Linked DNA regions of Homo sapiens: region 2 is linked to region 1. A link is a loop called in an ENCODE intact Hi-C map of the cell type or tissue named here. Cell type or tissue: Calu3. All regions are shown on one strand. Each heading gives the region's core, and the rest is flanking DNA. Links, peaks and the distances in the headings are about the cores only. Region 1 overlaps BMPR1B (bone morphogenetic protein receptor type 1B). Region 2 overlaps PDLIM5 (PDZ and LIM domain 5).

The links. Hi-C counts contacts between places; a loop is a spot of excess contacts. Peaks named below come from ENCODE experiments on the same cell type or tissue, not always from the same donor. Only the 100,000 strongest peaks of a DNase experiment are listed, where the experiment ranks them.
Region 2: a loop joins it to region 1, with 3 times the contacts of the local background. A loop is called at or near these places in 3 of 110 quality-filtered maps.

Annotation. Positions count from the first base shown.
Region 1 is chr4:95,103,860-95,114,434 of GRCh38, forward strand. BMPR1B (bone morphogenetic protein receptor type 1B) reads left to right here. Exons shown (of 13, transcript NM_001203.3): 4 at 549-708. The coding sequence starts at 566. Among named protein-coding and RNA genes, the nearest start is that of BMPR1B, 350 kb to the left of the region's middle. In Calu3, for the core only: no CTCF peak of the experiment used is centred there; a DNase peak (open chromatin) is centred at 3,922.
Region 2 is chr4:94,637,663-94,648,237 of GRCh38, forward strand. PDLIM5 (PDZ and LIM domain 5) reads left to right here. Exons shown (of 13, transcript NM_006457.5): 9 at 2,614-2,788. Among named protein-coding and RNA genes, the nearest start is that of BMPR1B-DT, 110 kb to the right of the region's middle. In Calu3, for the core only: no CTCF peak of the experiment used is centred there; a DNase peak (open chromatin) is centred at 5,039.

The DNA.
Region 1 (10,575 bases), core at 906-8,905:
AATTTTACAGATTAAATATTTCTCATAATTTCTTTAAAAAGAAGTACATAATATACATAATAGTACCTAAAGTAGAGAGACTCTGTGATATGGTAGATAGACAGTTTTAAAGCTGAAACAATTTGAGTTTAAATGCTGGGTCTATAGTCTATCCATTATCTGTGTGCAGATCTCTTAAACTTTGAGTCTTAATTTTCTCATCTGAGAAATGAGGATGATAGTGTTTACCCATGGAATTACCAGATATAGTAGAGGTTGTCTATATAATGTCTCATTGAGCTCCTTGCACTGTATTAAATATAGCTGTTACAATTTAATACATAAAATATCCTCCTGAAAGGATTATGGGTCTTTCTTTATTCTGTATGAGGTGTATACTAGGTAAAAGACATGATTTTAATCAAAATACCAAAATGTCTGTTTTTCTGTTTAAATCTTTAAGTATCTTGAATACTTCATTTTAAAATGTAATCTCATGTTTTCGTTTGAACAGAAGACTGGGGTAGTCTACCCCACAGATGCCTAACTCTCACTATTTCTTCTTTCAGCAAACTTCCTTGATAACATGCTTTTGCGAAGTGCAGGAAAATTAAATGTGGGCACCAAGAAAGAGGATGGTGAGAGTACAGCCCCCACCCCCCGTCCAAAGGTCTTGCGTTGTAAATGCCACCACCATTGTCCAGAAGACTCAGTCAACAATATTTGCAGGTTGGTGATATAAATGATTTAAAGCTAGCTTTAACAAAAAGTCACACTTTTTCAACTATGCAACTGTAGGCTAGTGTTTCAAAGAACACATTTTAGAGAACAATGCCTAACACTATCGTAAACTCTTAGAGCTGTGCTTGTATTAGAGAAATATTGAATTGTGTTTCACCCTGAAACAATGTTCTAAGCTTCTTTTTGATCCCTCCAGACAGCTCACATACACATGAACACAGACCTCAGATCCCAGGCTCCTGGTAAAGGTGCAAATGCCAATTATTTTCTTTCAAAAGACCTGGTCCCCACAATTAGTTAAACATCAGAGGCTGTCAAATGCGTGTGATTTTGTTTGTTTGTTTGTTTGTTTGTTTCAAGCATTCATCATGCTGATGTTAGTATTTTGGAAAGAACACCTAAGCTGCTGGGAATATTCATAAACTGACTCTGGGAAGCAGTGCAGTGGTAGAGCTCATGCGATTCCCCAAGTTGCTAAGAAAGACATTGTCCAAATACTAGAAAATACTCTTTAATAGGTAATCATGTTCTTATAGATACTTTATAACATTTGAAACTGAACTATTTTGCCTTTTTCTTCCTTAAATGCCTTTATGCAGCTCCATCCATTCCTCTGATCACTATAGCTGCATTTACTCCTTACGGTAAGGTCAACAGTGGATAAAGAGCTATAGCCTAATGAGGCCAGTGTGTGCCAAGAGAGAAGTGGGTCAGCTATCTAGAAGAGCACAGCCCTCGAGTTAAAATGTCAGAGAAGCAGAGTGTGCCTTAAGCTTCAAGAGAGGGCGTGGACTTAAATAGAAAGGTGGACTGCTAGGTTTAGAGCCCAGGTAGAATATCTGAGCAACCATTTGAGGCTTCATTAGCCAGAAGGTACGCAAAGCTGAGTTGAATGCTTTTTTTTTTTCCTTTCTGAGAGCTTTTTAAAAAAGGTTTTTAAGTTTCCCATGAAGCAAAATCTAATATAAGCTTACCAGGGTATTCCAAGAACCTTGTATATTTAGCACAAGAAACATGACTGAGTAACACAGGGAGGGAAACCTGGGTGTATTCATAAATATATATCTCATTTAATCAGCAAAACAACTTATTCTCACCTTTAGACAAATGAAATTTGGGATCCAGAGAGGTCTAGTAACTTGACTCTTGTACTACAAAGTTGTGACCACTGAATTTTTTTGCCAAGGTAAAACGATTCCAAAGCTCAGTTTTTTCCAGGGAAACACTGCCTCTTTATAGTAAATAGAAAAAGTATCAGGAGAGTTTAAAAATGTTTGAAAGAAAGCAAAATTAGCAGGAGCAAACAAAGTAGCGTGGGGTATTTTACTATTGTGTCTTAAGTCTGTGGTATTCAGAATACGCCTGTGTGTGTCATTTGAGCTATTGTCCTGGTGATCAGGATTTTCCAAATATTTTGTCCTGTTTTCCTGATAAGCCATTTGGATGTCCTAAGTTGGTTTGATAGAAAGTGTTCAGTCAGGGTATCTGCAGTGGAAATTCTGTTGTGGGAAGAAGCTTGGCGTGTTCAAAAGAAACTGTTTTTTCTAGAGTACAGGGAGTAGGATCAGGGAGTAGGAACAGTAGAGCATAGTGGTAGGAGCTGAGACAGGAGGTATAGTGACTGTGACCTGGTGGGCTATATTAAGAACGTGATCTTATTCCTAAGGGTGTTGGGAAGCAAGTGAAGGGAGTTTTGCAGCAGGAGTGGTGGTAGGGTTGACATGATCTGATTTGTTTCTTTGCTGCAGAATATTGGATGTATTAGAAGGAGACAGAAGTGAATTCAAGAACAGTTAGGTCAGGGAAATTGAACAGTGGATTCAGTAAAATCAGTTCATGTGCAAGAAAATGATCTTGAGCTAGGGTGGTGCTGGTGTAGGAGTGAGTGAGATCTATTTGAGAAATATTTAGAAGATAGAGCTGTATGATGATGGATTAGATACCATCTAGGAGGACAACCAGAGAGGCTTTATAAGTTTCCAGATGTAGATTTAAATGCATAAGGTAGACTTTTAATGAAAGAGGACAGATGAAAAGAACCAAGTTCCAATCTGGACATGATACATTTGAGGATTTTTATGTATCTGAGTAGAGGTATCAGTATGCAGTTGGATATGGATCTGGGGCTCAGAGAAGAGGTTGAGGAGAGAGGTCAAAATGTGCATAGCATTAGTCACTGTTTGCGGTGAAACAGATAACCTCAGAACCACAGTGGCTTATAATTAAAAACACTTATTTTTCATTCAGGGGTTTGTAAGGAGGCTGTATCCGTGCTGCACTCTGCTGGGATTAGGTGGGCTTCACTTCATGCTGCTGTTTGAGTTTAGGCCTGCTGCACATTTCTTCATTTTTTTTTTTTATTTTGGATCAGCAGCTACCCAAGGCATATTGTTTCTCACAGGAGTGTAAAGGAGTAATCTTTTAAGGCTTCTGCTCATATTGTGTCCTCTGACATTGAATTTTCCAAATCAAGTGACAAAATCAAGGTCACAGTCAAGGGGAAGCATTGTCCCTGGTAAAGTATGAAGAATTGGGATTAATAATAGAACAATCTACCAGTGTATGACTTGGCCATGAGACATTTAATGCTTGGGTAAAGGGGATGTCTGCAAGATACTAAAGAATTCACAATAAAGCAGTGAGTATGGTGTCACTGAAGCCAGGTTTACTTAGAGAGGTAGTAAGGTCAGCTATGTTGGATCTATTAGAGAGTAGAATAAGAACTGAAAAATGGCAATCAGATTTATAGACACTGATAACTGCAGTTTAGAGATATTTAATGTAGTAGAGATGGAAGTCAGATTAAAATGGGTTGTGTTATATGGTTGTCAAACTTTGATTTATGACAGCAAAGAAAAAGTAAACAAAAATACAGAAGAAAGAAAAACAGCCACAGTAAAAATGGAATCCCTCAAAAGAACATAGATATACCATTGCCGTCAACATCAATGGATTAACTTGTAGAAGTTAACAGAAAACTAATATTTATTGAATTTTTAATAAATATTAGCATGTTTACTTTTACCTTTCTTTATTCATTATAACATTCCTATAAAGAATGTAGCACTATCTATGTTTGCTAGGTGAGAATTCCGAGGCTCTAAAAAGTTAAGTAATTTTCCATAGTTATGATGATATGATAGAAAAATTGTGGCCGGGACTCCAAAGTCCTGAATTCTTGGCCAGCGGCCAGTTCTGACATTGGTTCTGAAAGGAGCAAACATTCACTCTTGAGTAAAAGGCACATGTATTTTCCTAATGAAGTATTGATTCCAGTTGAATCTTCCTGTGAGCTGAGATCAGTCATATGTGACTCACAGGGGCCACATTTGTTTCTTTGTCCTAAGACCTATATAAATCCAGGACTTTCTACTTCCATTCCTGTAAGCACACTCTACTCTCTACCCTCCAAATCGGTACTTCTCAGGCTATCTCTAGTGAAAGATAATTTTCTCTCCACAATAAATTGTATACTGATACTTTGCTAAATTATAATAAAAAAATTCTTAGAAAAATTAATTTTTAAAATACTTACAAAATACATGCTCCATTTTTATTGCCTAATATTTACCTTCAACAGACATAAATTTGTTCCTTTAGATTGCTATACAAGTTTTCATTTTTAAATTCACCCCTTCCCAGATCAGTAGCAAGCAGTTTGCTGACCTGCAGGGGAACACACCTTGAGTAATGCTACACTAAGTATTACCCTTCTAGGTAAAACAGTTTAAAGGATAAGGTTGTATTTTCTAATGTGTACCTTAGAAAAGGGCTGGTCTAAATTGTCTGGCTTGAGGCCTTGTACCACCCAGATCTTAGTCAAACTGAGTGTTGTGGTAGGTTTCATGTTCATTATCACTTCCACCTCCCTGGAGAGAATAATCCAAAAGGAGGCAAGAGTGAATAGTACTTAAAAGAGAACCTGAAATCTCACATGCTAATTTAGAGGACATGTGCAAGGTTTTAGAGGCTTGTAAACTCCTTTTCAGTACCATTAATTACTCTATCAGCCTTCGCCAAGGCCAGAGTCATTCTTGGCTTGATCTCTGTCAGGTGCAGATACGGCTGCTTCCAAAATCCATGCCATTTCCACTGCTCATGATATTCACATTAAAGGATGTAGTACAAACATAGTGTGACTGAATACAGTAATAGAGCCTTTTTTATATTTATATTTCAAAGTAAGGGGTAAAGCCATTGTCCTCTCTCCCTCGAGATACCATCTGTTTTCTAAATATCTTTCCATGTGTCAATTTGCGTTGTAATCCATCGAGTTCCATTTCCAGATTCTACTCCTAGGATGACAGACCATCACTGCATACCTTGAGTGCTATAGTTTCCTTGAGTAACTCTCCTTATGTGGCTTTCAACATGCCAGTGTTCTGTTTCAGTTTCCTGTCCTAGCAAGTGTTATCTCAGCCTTGTTTATATATTTTTTCTCTATATAATCAGATCTGGCTTTGCATATCATTCCTTGTTTTACTTGATGTGGTCTGTAATCACATTTTTGTTTCTATCTTACCACCTTTCTCAAGTCCCTCCACTTCCTCACGCATGTTATGCATTTAAAAAATTATTTTTGACTATTTTCTTCAAAGACAATCTTTAATACTTCTTTACTTATCTTATTGGTTTCTTACCAAGAATTCTCCTGCCTGGGCAGTTTTCAGGGTTTACAGATGTAATAAATCAAATTGAATGTTTGCACAAAGGATGTGCAAATGACACCAGGCTGCTTAAATGAGGAATTAGATAAGCCTCCAACTCTGTATCCTGAAGAGTCACAGGTGGAAGAAGGAAAAGCTTAGGGGCTGGAGCCTTTTTACAAAGTTTGTGTTAACTCAGGCTTTTTAAACCTCTTACTGAGTGTGGTGGTATGTTTTCAAACAGGTGCTCCTGACCGTAGGTCTCAGAGGATTTAAGCGTGCATTGTTCCAGCTTGTTTGCACGTTTTACCTTGCATACTGAATGTCATTATAAACCATCCAGGGTTTTATTTTTTCCACGGTTGCCCAGGCCATTTAAATATTGATCTATTTAATTATTTTTTTCCAGTAGAAGATGTTGATTTCAAACCATTGCACCTAAGAGAATGGTGGGTTCTTCATTAGAACTTCTTTTTATTATTATTATTATTATTATTATACTTTAAGTTTTAGGGGACGTGTGCACAATGTGCAGCTTTGTTACATATGTATACAACATGTGCCATGTTGGTGTGCTGCACCCATTAACTCGTCATTTAGCATTAGGTGTATCTCCTAATGCTATCCCTCCCCCCTCCCCCCACCCCACAACAGTCCCCGGTGTGTGATGTTCCCCTTCCTGTGTCCATGTGTTCTCATTGTTCAATTCCCACCTATGAGTGAGAACATTCAGTTATAAGAGGCTGTGATTTTAAATTCACATATGGAGGCTTTTATAAGGAATAACTCTCCTCTTGTACCTCTCATTAGTCATCAATGAGAATTTTAGACGGTCCCAGTTTGTTGCTGGAGTTAATAGAAAGTGATAGTGCAGGGCGCTTTAAAATTATACAGAGAGAACTCTTGAAGATTTTTGAGCAGAGACAATGTAGGATTTATCAGGCTTGCTATATGGAATGGATTAGAGTTAGGAGAGGAGAGAGGAAGTCCTGCAGGAAGGCTCTCAGAGCTGTCAAGGTGAGATGTGGTGAGGGTCCGCATTGGGTGAAATTATACTAATGCTGGTTGAATGTAAAAACTGAGACAATTTCAAAAAATCTTGTACCTCATAGAAAAAATAAACAAAATGCTAAATCATTTGGCAAGGGTACCAGGGAAGGATGTCTGATAGTTACATGATCTTGAGGATAAATAAAAGGGGCATCTCTCACATTGGTACTTCGTCGTTAATGTTGTAACTTCACCTTCTCCCAATACTGTGACCCCTCAGAAGGAAAGCCAGGGAAGGGGAAAGTAGACTCATATGTATTTCACGCTATATTCCGTCCACTGCTATGGGAATCCATCATCTAAGATGATAGGGGAAAAGAAGTAGGATTCTATTACTTTAATAATTACCACACTCAGCATTCTTCTTTGGTTACTTCACAATCAGTAGAAAACACTTAGGCAGCTTATGATGTCTGTCCCTATTCCTGGAAGTTAAATGACTTTTCTCTTTTCCAGGATTGGTGGCCTTCGTAGACTATGAGTTCCTCAAAATGCACCCTTGCATACTCAGCACCCAGCTCTGCTGGAGTCATAGTATGCTTGATAAGTGTAAAACATACCACTGTTAACAAAGCTATGAGCAGCTTTCAGCTATTTTAGTTAATGGACTAAAAAGCTGCACCCTTTAAATGGTAATTCTAAAAGTTATGTGTATCTTTGCGTTTACCTGTGACAAAAACTGAAAACTGACTTTACTCCCTTGAGTGAGAAATAGATATTTTAGAAGAAAAGATGTTCTTAAGAACTTGTTTACAGATGACCTAAAATCAGTTAACCTTTAAAAATCAATTCTGACTAAAATGTAAAAGAAATTCAAAAGAAATTTAAGAGTTGTTGTAGGAAAACTGTTAATCTTTCCAGCCAGGTGCAACTGAGCAGATAGATACCCATCATATAAATATAATGCTTTCAAATTTCCTATCACTTGATTGAACAGAGCAGATAAACTCTTTTTAACTAATACTTTAAATAATTGTTTTACAGTTAAATGAATCTTTATGAAGATCTAAACTGTTAGAGGAAAAGTTCTACAATAGTCTCTTCTCAACTGTGGTGGCTATATGAACAACCCTGGGGTTTACAATAAAGAAACATAAGATCTTAGTGGAATAATAGAATTAAAGGGACCAAAGTTTGGGTAAACCTTGTAAACACTATATTCATGTGAAATAAAGATGCTATCAGTGCAGTTTTAGACATCTTCTAAAATTGGTTTCTAACCATTCTACAACAACTAATGAATGAGTTGGGTTCCAGAAGGCTATATTATAAATCTGTTTTGACCATAATAAATGAAATAAATTTTTGACCATAATAAATGCATCTATTCTCTGAATGCGTATCTACCTAAAAAGAGTATCGCTTGGTCCCTTGAAGTTTTAAAACAGGTAGACACCTTTTTTGCAAGTGTATGTTCACCTGGGCACACTGAAAATCTCTTGAGGTGGTTAAATGCCTGATGATTTTTCTAGATGTTCCTTCTAGACAGTCCTTTGCTTTTGGAATATTTGGGGAACTTAAGGAGCCTAGAACCTGTATAATCATCCAAGAATTGTAACAAAATTGTTCCTGTTTTGCTTTTCTTTCTTTTTCATATTCTTTTTCTTCTCTCCCTGAATCCTCTTCAAGAAAAACAAGACTTGCATTATCACTGCTTTGACTTCATGCAGTCTTTAAATTCTCAAGTGCTTTGCTTTTTCATGAGTTAACATTATGTCAGAAGGCAGTTAGCACTGGTGACTGAATATCTTGTGCACTCAACTACTGTTTCATTTTGCTATCACTTTTCTTCGTCTATAACACAGGGACAGCATTTTTGAAATGTTACATCAATTGTCTTTTTATTTCATTCATAATCATTACTACAGTTCCCTGATTCATCCTATGTTCATGTATATATCTCACTTATTTTCAATTTTGTTTAAAATTATTTCCACTTTTATTTCCTTCATGATTCTTCATCTCATCTTTTTATCACTTCCAACACTCTGGGAACGAGGGTAACAATCTCTATACAAAACTAAGCTTAAACATGGCAACCAGGCAGCAGAATGTTCACATAGGCCAATGGTAAGAGTTAATTGTGACAGCCTGTAGCCGTCTCTTAGAGGTGGGCAAAATTGATTAGCTTTGACTGCGGAACATAGCTTTGTTTCCATTTGTACTTGCTTTAGGGTTGCAAGTTTTCAAGTAATTCTTGAACTTCTGTAATTGTAGTGCTAGTTTCCAGTTGATGTTCCTTGCTGGAGAGCAATGTCAGTGAGGAGCATATAAATTAATTTGCTTTGTGGCAGCTAATATTCCATTGAAATGGCTGTCTCGCCTCCTTTCTTGTCTTCCAACTAAATATTTGATTCCTTTATGAATTTATGGCTTATAGGGGAAGGGACTATTTTCTCAGGGTCTCCCCTCTTTATATTTTTAGCTCCTCTCTCTTTGCAGACAAGGGGTGTGTATTTTTAAAGCTTGAATTTACTGTCTCTGATGTTTCTTTAAATTTCCTAGGACATCATAGCAGTAACTTGACAATAGCTTTACCAGCTTTTTCTGTTCCATTTCTTTTTTATTCTTAACAGTTGCCTAGAAGTGCATTTCTATTTACTCCTATTTTGAGTAAGAAGAACCCATGATAAGGAGAAATTAGTCTTTAGATTTAATTTAGGGTACTTCTCTAGCCCCTATACCTTCCTGATATCATAAAATTAGGATGACCATATTTTCCGGTAATTTTTGAATTTTGATTTAGATGAGAAATGTAAGTTATACATGTAGTCTAAATATGAAGGAAAAGAATAAAAAAGTCACAGGTGTTACTTGTTCATATTGTTTAAAGTAAATTTCTAAGGAACAGATATTTTAATTATTCCCTTCGGTGTTTACATGTTTTACATTTTTATAGCAATTTCAGTAAATTGGTTAAAAAGGCCTGAAGAGTTCAAGGCATGGGCTGTTCAGAGACAGTCTTTCTTCCACAACAATATTCATGCTTTTTGACCTTGGTGTAAGAGAGGGATTTATCATTGGCCCTTTTTAGCCATTCATTAGTATGTTTGAATTTTGTTGTGCTGGCTCTTATAAAGTGAAGTATTTTGGACCACTTGAGGCTTATAAACCAAGTAAACAATTCTGAGGGTGTTGATAATAACTGAAGGGCTAACATATAGCAGCATGCTGCTACCACTAAGACAGAATAGACAAACCCACAAATCATGGCTAGTATCGTTCTCAGAGCTTTATTCCCATGACCTTTCAAGATTACATTGCCATATCTGTCTTGGACGCTGAGCATGCATATATATGAGAAAAGGATAGAGATATAGTTTAGTACTTTATTTCTTAAGACATTCAGTGCTGGTTTATGACTTATATTGAGAGTCTGCTGGCATTCATCACCCAAAGTTGTGAAGATATCAATGTCTGTTTACAAACAGTTCTGTATATAACAGATGTGTTTTTTATTTTAGTCCCAAAGGGCATAGCAGAAAACACATGGTGAAGTGAGAGGCCCTTGATTCAAGGCCCAGTTCCATAACTGTTTGTTCTTTGATCTTGTACAAGTTTGCTACACTTTTATAATTTTAATTTCCTCATCTGTAAGATAGGAATAATAATACTTTCTTTTTCTTATTGTTGAGAGGATTAAATGATGTAGAATAAGTGAAAGTTATTTTTAATCTGGAAAACCATACAGAATTTAAAATTTTATTTCCTCTCCACTGTCTTATCAAGAACCCTTCTTTCTGTTGCCCATCTTTACCCCACCCCCAAATGAAGCCTATACTTCTTACAACAAAGCTTAATTTCTTTATATGACAGGACAGCCCAGAAGCAGAGGTACTAAATGTCAGAATCTCAGTTATGCCATGCTGATCCCAAATCCTACCTGTCTTTAGTTTTTGTGCTTTAATAAGAAATAAGTGTATTTCACTATCTCAGAGCAAGAACAGTATAAACAGTCACCTGCCTGGATTCACACCCTTGCACTCCTTCTCACTAACTGTAAGACTTTTGAAAGTTACTCAAGCCCCCTGAGCCTCAGTTTCCTCATATAGAAAGCAACAGTAGTGCTACCTTCCTCACAGAGTTTGTCTGGATTTGTCTGGAAAAGTAGTATCTGTGAAGGGCCAAAATAAGTGTTCAGTAATTGGTATCTATGGTT
Region 2 (10,575 bases), core at 1,118-9,117, 470 kb before region 1:
AACAGAAAGGATAAGGTTTTACAGAAGATTGGAGTGGGCTTATTGAGGGACTTGACTTTCAGGACTACATATAGTTTGTAATGAGTTACAGAGGCTTTATTTTAGAAGCAGGAACATATGATCAGAGTAGTGTTTTTGGAAAAATAATCTAGCAGAATAGGTAGAAAGGGAGACTGGCAGCAGAGAGTGGTTAGGAGACTTGCAATAGTCCAGATTTGAGGAATTCAAGACCAGAATTCAAAAGATAGAGGGTGGGTTTGGATTAGAACGGAAGGACAGACCTGAGAAAGAAACATTTTCTATGAAACAGTTGTTAGGGTCTGGGGACTAACCCTTGGGGACACAGGAGGCCGAGTTCTGTGCCTGCGTGAGTGGGAGAATTCTAGCATCTAGGCGTTCTTGGCAAGAGCTGGTAATATGTGCAAGAAGAAGAAATACATTTTACATTTCTTGAATTTAAAGATAATAACAGGTGTTAGAGTTGAAAACGTCCTGGAGAAAACATATTTGGTGCTCCAGAAGAAATCAGGCCTGGATAAAGAAATTAAAGATGCACAGAGGTAAGAGTTGGGCTGTGTGAGCAAATTAGGTAACAAGAAAGTAGTGTACCAAGTGAATATTACAGCACTTTTCTTTCCCATTTCTGTAAGAGAAAAGTGTGGGTCTAAGAGAATGGAAACATGTTCCTAGTCCAGTTGACTCACTTGAAACATGGGCAATAATAGAGCTCCCTGGCCTGAAAGTGGCGTTTCACAGATCGAGTGCCAGGCAGTGCACTGTAGAAGATGTGTGAAGTGTCTATAAATGCTGGGTTTCTGGATCTGTAATTGCACATTATTGCAAACAGGCTTTATTCTAGTGAGGGAGAATTATCATATCAATTATCCTAATTAATCTTTCCCAATTCCAACTACACTTTAATATACTGTCAATGTGTTTTTACATATATATGTATATTTATGTAAATACATTTATCTGTATACACTCTGTTAATTTGTATTATTTGTATGCTTTTCTTAAAAGTTGTTCCTTTTGGACTATTTTCACATGCACCTTTTCTCTTCCATTAGATTTTAATTGCCTGTGGCTAAGGAGCAGACCATCTGTTGGTTTCAATCCTCACTGTTTTCTCATTCATTCACTTTTGTATTGATTCCAGTTTATTTATTCATTCATTTATTCTCTCCAGACACTGTTAAGTTGCTAGGGTGCTGAATAAGACATAATTTCTGCCCTCAGGGAGTATACTATCTAGTTAAGGGAAGGAAAGGCACAGAAATATATAGCAGAAACAGTAACACATTAACAGAAAATTATGAGAACACAGAAGAGAAACATTTAATCCAGATTATATGGAGAGCGTTGGGGAGAAATGTAATTCAGGGAGAGTTTTTGGAGTAGTCGACTTCTGGGCTGAGACTTAAACAATAAAGTAGTGGTTACTAGGTAAATAGGAAGAAGGGTAGAAAATGGCATTACCGATGGTGAAAACAGCCTGAGCATACATAGACCCATTCACAAGAAAAAGTGAGGCAGTTTAGTGTTCTTGGAGCATAAAGTGAAAGGCAAAGAGCAGTGTAAGATGAGGTTGTGGGGCAAGCAGAGACCACTGGGGGGATTTGTATGCAGCACGTGGAAGCAGGGACTACATTCAGGGGTCAAATAGGGAGATCCTTAAATGCTGTTGGGTCAGATTTCAGTCTTAGGTGGCTGTTGAGAGGATGAATGTAAGAAGGACATTTCTGGTAGCTGGTCGAGGTTGGTGACGTTGAGGATCTAAATTAAGACAGTATTATAGGAATGGGGAAGAGGAGGCAAAGTCAAGAACAATGTGAACTATCAAACCAGCAGGACCTATTACTATAAATGAGAGGGAGGAAGGACCAAGGATGCTTCTTATGTAGCTGCCTTCTATTCCTGGGTGACTGGTTGCACAGTCTCCTTAGAGAATCCAGGAACAGAGAGAATATAGTGAGTTAATTTTTGGTTTTGTTATCTTCAATACATTGGGATTTTTAATACATCTATGACTATATTTGGAATTAAATCTAATTAATGGTTAGCAGAGATGTCTAGAGAATTAGAAATAACTCACCTTCAATATTTACCTTAACCATGTCTTCTCGTAGAAGCAGAGGTATGTATCACCTGAGGTCAGGAGTTCAAGACCAGCGGACCAACATGGAGAAACCCCGTCTCTACTAAAAATACAAAATTAGCCAGGCATGGTGGTGCATGCCTGTAATCCCAGCTACTTGGGAGGTCGAGGCACGAGAATCGCTTAAACCCAGGAGGCGGAGGATGCAGTGAGCCGAGATCATGCCATTGCACTCCAGCCTGGGCAACAAGAGCGAAACTCTGTCTTAAAAAAAAAAAAAAATTCTATGCATACGTCTGTCATAATTCTTTTACTTTGTTGGAATCTTTGGTTTTCTTTCCCATTTACCTACATAGTCACAGCCTAGTGTTTGATTCATAACCTCACTGTAAATGTGAGTGAGTGAATAACAAGTGAATAGATTACTGTTAAAATAATAATTTTTATTATTTGATTGTTAGGAAAGGTTTATATGTGGCTTATTCTCATTCTGATTCTTCTGTTTTAACTCCTAGTACCTTCCACTGGAAGAATCTCAAACAGCGCTACTTACTCAGGATCAGTGGCACCAGCCAACTCAGCTTTGGGACAAACCCAGCCAAGTGACCAGGACACTTTAGTGCAAAGAGCTGAGCACATTCCAGCAGGGAAACGAACTCCGATGTGCGCCCATTGTAACCAGGTCATCAGGTTGGTTGTTTTTTGAAATTTTCTTGAAAGTACTTAATATCAATGTTGGGTTTTTTTTTTTTTTTTGCATTTGGAAGTATGTGTAATGTAATTAGTGAAAATATTCTTGCCATAATCCTATAGAGTACTAATTATTGAGTAAATACGAATATCTATCTATGAGAATCTATTTTAATGAAAGGTAATACGGAGGTCTGTGAAAATAAAAGTACTAATTGCGTTCGTTATCAGTTATCAATTCCTATTAGAACTAAGGAAAAAGTGATTAATGTGGCCTTTCAGAGAATAATAAAATTTTAAGACTCAAAGGGACCCTGAAAGTCATTTATCCTAATTTCATTATTCTACAAATTATAGAAGTGAGGACATTCATTTAGATGAAAAATAACTAGTGACATTAAAGAACTTTGAGCCTTAGAGAAAAAGATGATTGGATTTTTGAGTACACAAGCACTGAAAGGTACCTTCAGACCTATTCATAAATGTTTTGAATGTTAGATTACGTAATGACCTGCTTCTTTAAAATACGTTTTATCCCAATCTATTTTATTGTCTCTTAAATTACAAGAAGAAAAAGTCTCAGATCTTAAGAATGCACTGTACTGCAGCTTATTGAATCTCTGAGTATTTCTGAATAAGGGGCTTTTAGAATGTTAGGTGGTGTAGGCACCAGTGCTGATTGCAGGCATCCCACCCAAAGGACCTTGTTGCACTTCGTGAGTTGCCTTGTTGGCAATAACAAATGGTCCTTTGAAGTGACTTCTCAAGCTCTCTTCTTTTTAAATTTATCCTACTTTGAAATAATTGAAACAGTGGCTTCTCTAAAGTTGAATAAGGTTAAAACTTAATTGCATTTTCATCTCTTCTATTACATAATTATAGCATAATGTTTCTAGGTAATATTTAAAATGGAGTCAGGAAACCTCAATACTTCATTTAGAGTCAAATATAAACACCCCTCTCTTTAGCCTACTATTAATTGAATAATATATGTGTCAAGAACATAGCACACAGTATGCCATTCAAAACTGAATAGTTTTTTTGTTTGTTTGTTTTAAAGGTAGTCAATGTTCATTGTGACGTTTAAAAAACATAGAAACACAGAAAACAAAAAACAAAGTTCACACATAATCCCACCTCCCAAGGTAACCTCTATTATCTGTTTTCTTTCAGACTTTTAAAACATTCACACATAAGGACAGATATTATTTTACAAAAATGGAATCCTAATACAGTATTTTGTAAGCTGCTATTTTTCCTTTAAATTGTATTTTTCAGAGTGAGCACCTGCTTAGTAAGAATTAGCCAGCAGCAGTGGTAGTAGTAATAGTGGTTATGGGGAGAAAGGGAAAATCAGTAAAGGTTTCCAAAGTCTAGAGCAGTATTCAACACACAGAAGGCATTCAGTAAATGTTTAACTGCATAGATCATGCATGACTCTAGACCCATTCATCATTTAGGCCATAATGTCAATTTGGTTAGTCATTTTCCTGAAAGTGCTAGTATGGGGTCTCTGTCTTATAGAAATATTTAAACTAATGTAAGATCTGGTATGTTGCTGCTTTATCCTAATAAAGAAAACAATGTTTTAGTACTACCTGCATTTAGCTGTTATATTTTTGGTTTAATATCGATAAAATAGAAACAAACTCTGACTTGTAACATTGCTTCTGTAAGTTACAGTACTTTGGTTGCCTAGACTGATGCTTAGGGATACTATATTCTGGATAAAAACACCTTTGTGGAGACAGGAGTCACTGCTGTTATTTGTATGCTATTGTAAGCAAGTAATTACTGGGTGAGTTAACAAAATGTCATACCACATCAGTTGCTGATTCATGTTGTGTAGTTATCAAATTCCATGATATCCTGTAATCACCACTTCCGGCACTTCTAAAAAACTTACTTAATATGGAGAAAATGTGAAGATCAAAGTAGAAATTACATTTCACCACCCCTACCTGCCTTGGTTTTAAATTTAATGCCAGGCCAGTATGCAATTTTAATGCACAGTCATCCTGCCGTGTAAAATAAATATGTATTATGCTAACATGAGTAGCCATCACTTATTGCTCCCTCATCTGTTAAATTTTATATTGTTCTGGATTATCCAGTACTTGTTATCAGTTAAGCATTAAAGCTTCATTTACTAAGGAAGTTAATAGGAATGGGGATTAGTTCATGTCAAGATCATGTAACAGTAATTAACATAGCACATTTGCCTGGTGCTCAAATGCTTAAGCAGCTTGAATCGATTGTGGTCAGTTCAGAGGCCTAGTCAAAGCATAATTCTAGTTCTTGGCCTCAGTGTCACTATTACTTAACCAAAGCAAGAAGACTTTAGATCAAGTGACATTCTCTTGGACACCTGTTTTAAAAACGAGCTGTAGTTTCAGGCTTGATACCTTCAATGCAGACTATTATACCCTAGCAAGCTTGGAGAAGTTTAAATTTATAATTTATATTGTGAGTTTTCTGTCATATAATTTATATTGTTTGTACCAATTTATATTGTTTTGTTTTATATTTACTTTTCAATATTTCGAATTTGCCAAAAACCATTTTTTATGTAAAGGCAAACTAAAGCACATTTTATGTTTTATTTTATTTTATTTATTTTTTTTTTTTCAGCAGAGTTGATTGTTTTAGAAAACCTCAGGAATCTGAATGTTAGAACTGAACTGGTTATCTCTTTATAGAGCACATTCAGTTTAAAATTCCGTAATCTTATTTGGATCTAAAGTTTAAAAATTTTTTGGTTTATTTGAATTGTGAAAAGTTTATGGATGTTTTGCCTAAATTGTATTATGGAGACATTACTTTGACTAGCTACGAATGAATAGGAAGTTACATTTTAGGAACTTCTGTTGAAGCTTTGATTAAGTTTGCTATGGGACATTTTCAGTCAAATTATGTTAGAAGCACCATTTATTTGACTCATACTTATGAATAGATTAACTGTTGGAGTGCTAGGATAATAGAGAATCATAGAAAATCAGGCAGTTGTAGCCAAAATCATATTTCAGTTTCCGTGGTAGAATGGGGTTTTGAACATTCTAGTTTATTTCTTAAGTGTTACATCTAGTGGCATTAAAATCTATTGACCATTTGTATTACATGGAGTTAACGGAACTATTTATGTTTAGCTTGACCTCTCTGTGAAAGAAATAAGGGGCTTATAGTGCTTGAATTTCTTCTTAAATATGGAATGCTTAAATAGCCACATTACTATTGTTTTGCCTTTGCCTACAGTACAGCACCAGAAAAACTATATACAGCCAATCCATTGTTTGTTCCAGTGAGAGAAAAAATTTTAACATTATTGATTTGTTTTTTGCTCAGTGATTTTCAAACCTCTCTCATAAGGAGCACCATCTCAGTTTACCAAGGAAAAACATGCATAATTTGTTGCCTGTTTTACCATTTATTTCAGTCTCTGAGCACCCCTTTATTTATAGGTTTTATTTATCATCCCCACTAATTAAGATTTTACTTGAAAATAAAAGGCCTCCTGGAAATGTATTATTAGCCCTTGTATTTAAGGAAACAACTAAAGACATTGACCAAGACTCATAAACAAGACAGAGACCAAGATTTCACTATTTACTGTTGTGAAAGATTAGAAAGAACATAAATGTGCAGCATCTATATAATGTAATTTTCAGATAATAGTTAAAGTTAAATGTGTTTTTAGCATATTCCAAATATTGCACCAAGAATTTTGCCTGAATTTTCATAACAACCCTGTGAGACAGTTGCTATGATTATTCCACTTCAAGGTTGAGAAAATTGAGGCATAGAGAAGTTACGTATTTGTTTGAAGTTGCATATGTAGTAGATAATGGAACCTGAATTTGAGTCCAGATTTGTCTAACTTTAATTTTTATTCATGCTTTTAACTACCACTACATAGGAAAATGTTTATAGTATCATATGAATATGGCAAAAATGAAATAAGGAACTCAAAAGTATGATTCCAATTTTATGTAAAGAAACTATACACCAAGATATATATTTAAGCCTGATAACAATAAAAATAGCTACTATATATTGAACTTGATTGGTATCATGCCAAGAACTTTTTTTTTTTTTTGAGATGGAATCTCCCTCTGTTGCCCAGGCTGGAGTGCAGTGGTGCGATCTCGGCTCACTGCAACCTCGGCTCACTGCAACCTCCACCTCCCAGGTTCAAGCAATTCTCCTGCCTCAGCCTCCCAAGTAGCCAGGACTACAGGCACCTGCCACCACGCCCAGCTAATTTTTTGTATTTTTAGTACAGATGGGATTTCACCATGTTAACCAGGATGGTCTTGATCTCCTGACCTCATGATCCACCTGCCTCGGCCTCCCAAAATGCTGGGATTAACAGGCGTAAGCCACCACACCCAGCCCATGCCAAGAACTTTATTAGTATTATTCTACTGGATTCCCAAAATAACTCCAGAGGATTGATATTATTCTTTTTTTTTTAATTTTTTATTTCCATAGGTTTTTGGGGAACAGGTAGTATTTGCTTACATGAGTAAGTTCTTTAGAGTTGATTTGTGAGATTTTGGTGCACCCATCACCAGAGCAGTATACTCTGAACCTAATTTGTAGTCTTTTATCCCTCACCCACTTCCCATCCTTTCCCCTTGAGTCCTGAAAGTCCATTGTGTCATTTTTATGCCTTTGCATCCTCATAGCTTAGCTCCTACTTATGAGTGAGAACATACGATGTTTGGTTTTCCATTCCTGAGTTACTTCACTTAGAATAGTAGTTTCTAGTTCCATCCAGGTTGCTGTGAATGCCATTAATTTATTCTTTCTATGGCTGAGTAGTATTCCATTGTGTATATATACCACAGTTTCTTTATCCATTGATTGATGGGCATTTGGGCTAGTTCCATATTTTTGCAGTTGTGAATTGTGCTGCTATAAACATGCATGTGCAAGTATCTTTTCCATACACTGACTTCTTTTCCTGTTAGTAGATATATTCTTATGCCTGTTTTACAGATGGAAATACAGAGGCTTAGATTAATTTGCCCAAAGTCACAAAGGTGGTTAAATAGTAGAGCCAGGGCTGGAACCCATCTGCTTGATTCTGAAATACATTCATTCATTCATTAAATATTTATTGAGGGTCCTATAATGAACCAGGCACTGTTTTATCCCACTGTTTTTAGGAATATAATAGTAAGCAATACATATAGCCAGTGTGCTTTAGAAAAAAGACCAAAAGAGAACTATACCCCAAAATTAAGAGTTATAATGTCCAGATAATAGATTGGATGTGATGTTTATTTTCTTCTCTCTCCGACTTCAGTCTTTCTAATTTATTGCACAAGAGTTTGTGTGTTTGTGATGAATGAATATACACACAATGATATCTATTACTGTATTACATCAGAAAAACACCCTCAGTAAACCTGCCATAACTGAAGACTATGGCAGTGTACTTTTATTCGTAGTGTTTGAATGAGAAAGAAGATAATAGATAATAAACAAGTTGAACAGTTAAATATTCTCATCTCCCCTCTAAAATTATTTTGTACAGCATATATGTATTCTTAAACTCATGTAGATTACTTGGGGCTCACTTTTCTAGTTTCTCATCTAATGCAGGAGTATAAGCAACATTCGTTGAGTATTTTGTGTGCCGCTGTCCTTAGATATCACTGGCACAGAAATCAAAGACATGCTCTTTTTTCTTAAGAAGGTTACTGTTGTGAACCGAATTGTGTCTTCCCAAAATTCATTTGCTGAAATCCCAAATTCCAGTACCTCAGAATGGGACTATATTTGAAGAGGGCATTTGGTCTTTAAAGAGGTAAAATGAGGTCAGTAGGGTGGGCCTTAATTAAATTTAACTGGTGTCATTATAAGAGGAAATTGAGACACTGACACATATTGAGGGAAGACCATGTGAAGACACATGGAGAAGATGGCCATCTATACACTAAGGGGAGAAGCCCTCTTGACATCTTGGTCTTGAACTTTAGCTTCCAGAACTGTGAGAAAATAAATTCTTGTTGTTGAAGCCACCCAGTCTGTGGTACTTTGCTAAGGCAGTCCTGGCAAACTAATTCAGTTTATAGTCTAATAAAAAATACAGACAAGCAAATCAACAACCAAATTAATATGGTAAGTCGAACAGAGATGCATCTAGGATTACATCAGTGCAAAAAGGAGAGGTAAGGATTATCCAACTTTAACAAACCAATTTATTTTATTTGAAAAGAATGGAAAGCAGTAAGGTTCAGAAGTCTATTCATAATCAAATGAATATTTTGTACAACAAATGTCCATTGAAAACTTCTATGCAAGTTACCATACTGGCACCATGGTATATATTTCTAGTCTACCCCGTGCTCACACCCGAATGATGGGTGTGACTGGAAGGAATCCCACAATCACACTAACCAGTCTCCTTTTAAATTCATCACTACTAATCTCAGGTATGTTCCTTCTTTTCCCTGGGTATATTCTTAATAGTAATGAAAGACTGCTGTTTCTCTAATATGTTTACTTTCCCACTTTCCCCAAAAAACCCATTTCACATCTTCTTTCTCCTCAAACTTCTAAAATCTCCTTTCCCATCCTCACTATTAGCTGATGACTTTGATTCCTCTTTCACTTTTTTATGTAGGAAAGGGAACAAAAAAGGCATACAACATAGAGAAAATAGATAGCAAAATGCCACTAATAAATCCTACTTTATCAGTAGGTTACATTAAACATAAATATATCACACACTCCAGCTAAAAGAGAGAGTGGAAGGGTAGATAAAATTATGATCTAACTATAAGTTGTCTACAAGAGACACAGTTTAAAATAAAAGATACAAATATGTTACAAGTAAAAGTATAGAAAAAAATATATTATGCAAATAGTAACCAAAAGAGAGTGAGAATGACTGTACTAATATCAGATAAAATCGATGTTAAGACAAAAAAAATTACTAGAGACAGAGTAGTACATTTTATAATGATAAAAAGCTCAATCCATTAAGAAAATGTGAGTTATAAACACATATTTACCTAACAGCATCAAAATAAGTGAAATAAAAACTGTCAGAATGGAAGGGAGTAATATATACAATTCAATAATAATAGTTGGAAACTTCAACACTCCATATTAATTAATAGATATAATTGATTACTGGTCAGAATAGCAAAAAGAACTAGAAAACTTGAACAACACTAAATACCAAGTATACTTCACCAGATATCTATAGAACATTCCACTCAGCAACAGCAGAATCCAGCAGAATATATATTCTTCTGAAGTGTATGTGGAACATTCTCCGGGATAGACCATATGTTAAGTCATAAAACGAGTTTCAATAAATTTAAAAGGACTGAGATCATACAAAGTATGCTCTCTGACCAGAATGGAATGAAATTAGAAATCAATAACAGAAGAAAATTTGGGAAATTCACAAATATGTAGAAATTAAAAAACACATTCCTTAAACAACCAGTGGGTCAGAAAAGAAATCACAAGGGAAACTAGAAAATACTTTGAGCTGAATGAAAATGAAAATGTAATATACCAAAACTTATTGAATGCAGCTAAAGCAGTGCTTAGATGGAAATTGATAGCTGGCAAATGTCTGCATTCAGAAGGAAGAATCATCTCAAATCAGTAACATTGCCTTCTACCTTAAGACTCTAGAAAAAGATCAAACTAAGTCCAAAACTTAGAAGGAAGGCAAGAACAAAGATTACAGCAGAAATGAATGAAATCGAGAATTTAAAAAAAATCAATGAAACCACAAGTTGGTTCCTTGGAAAGATCAACAA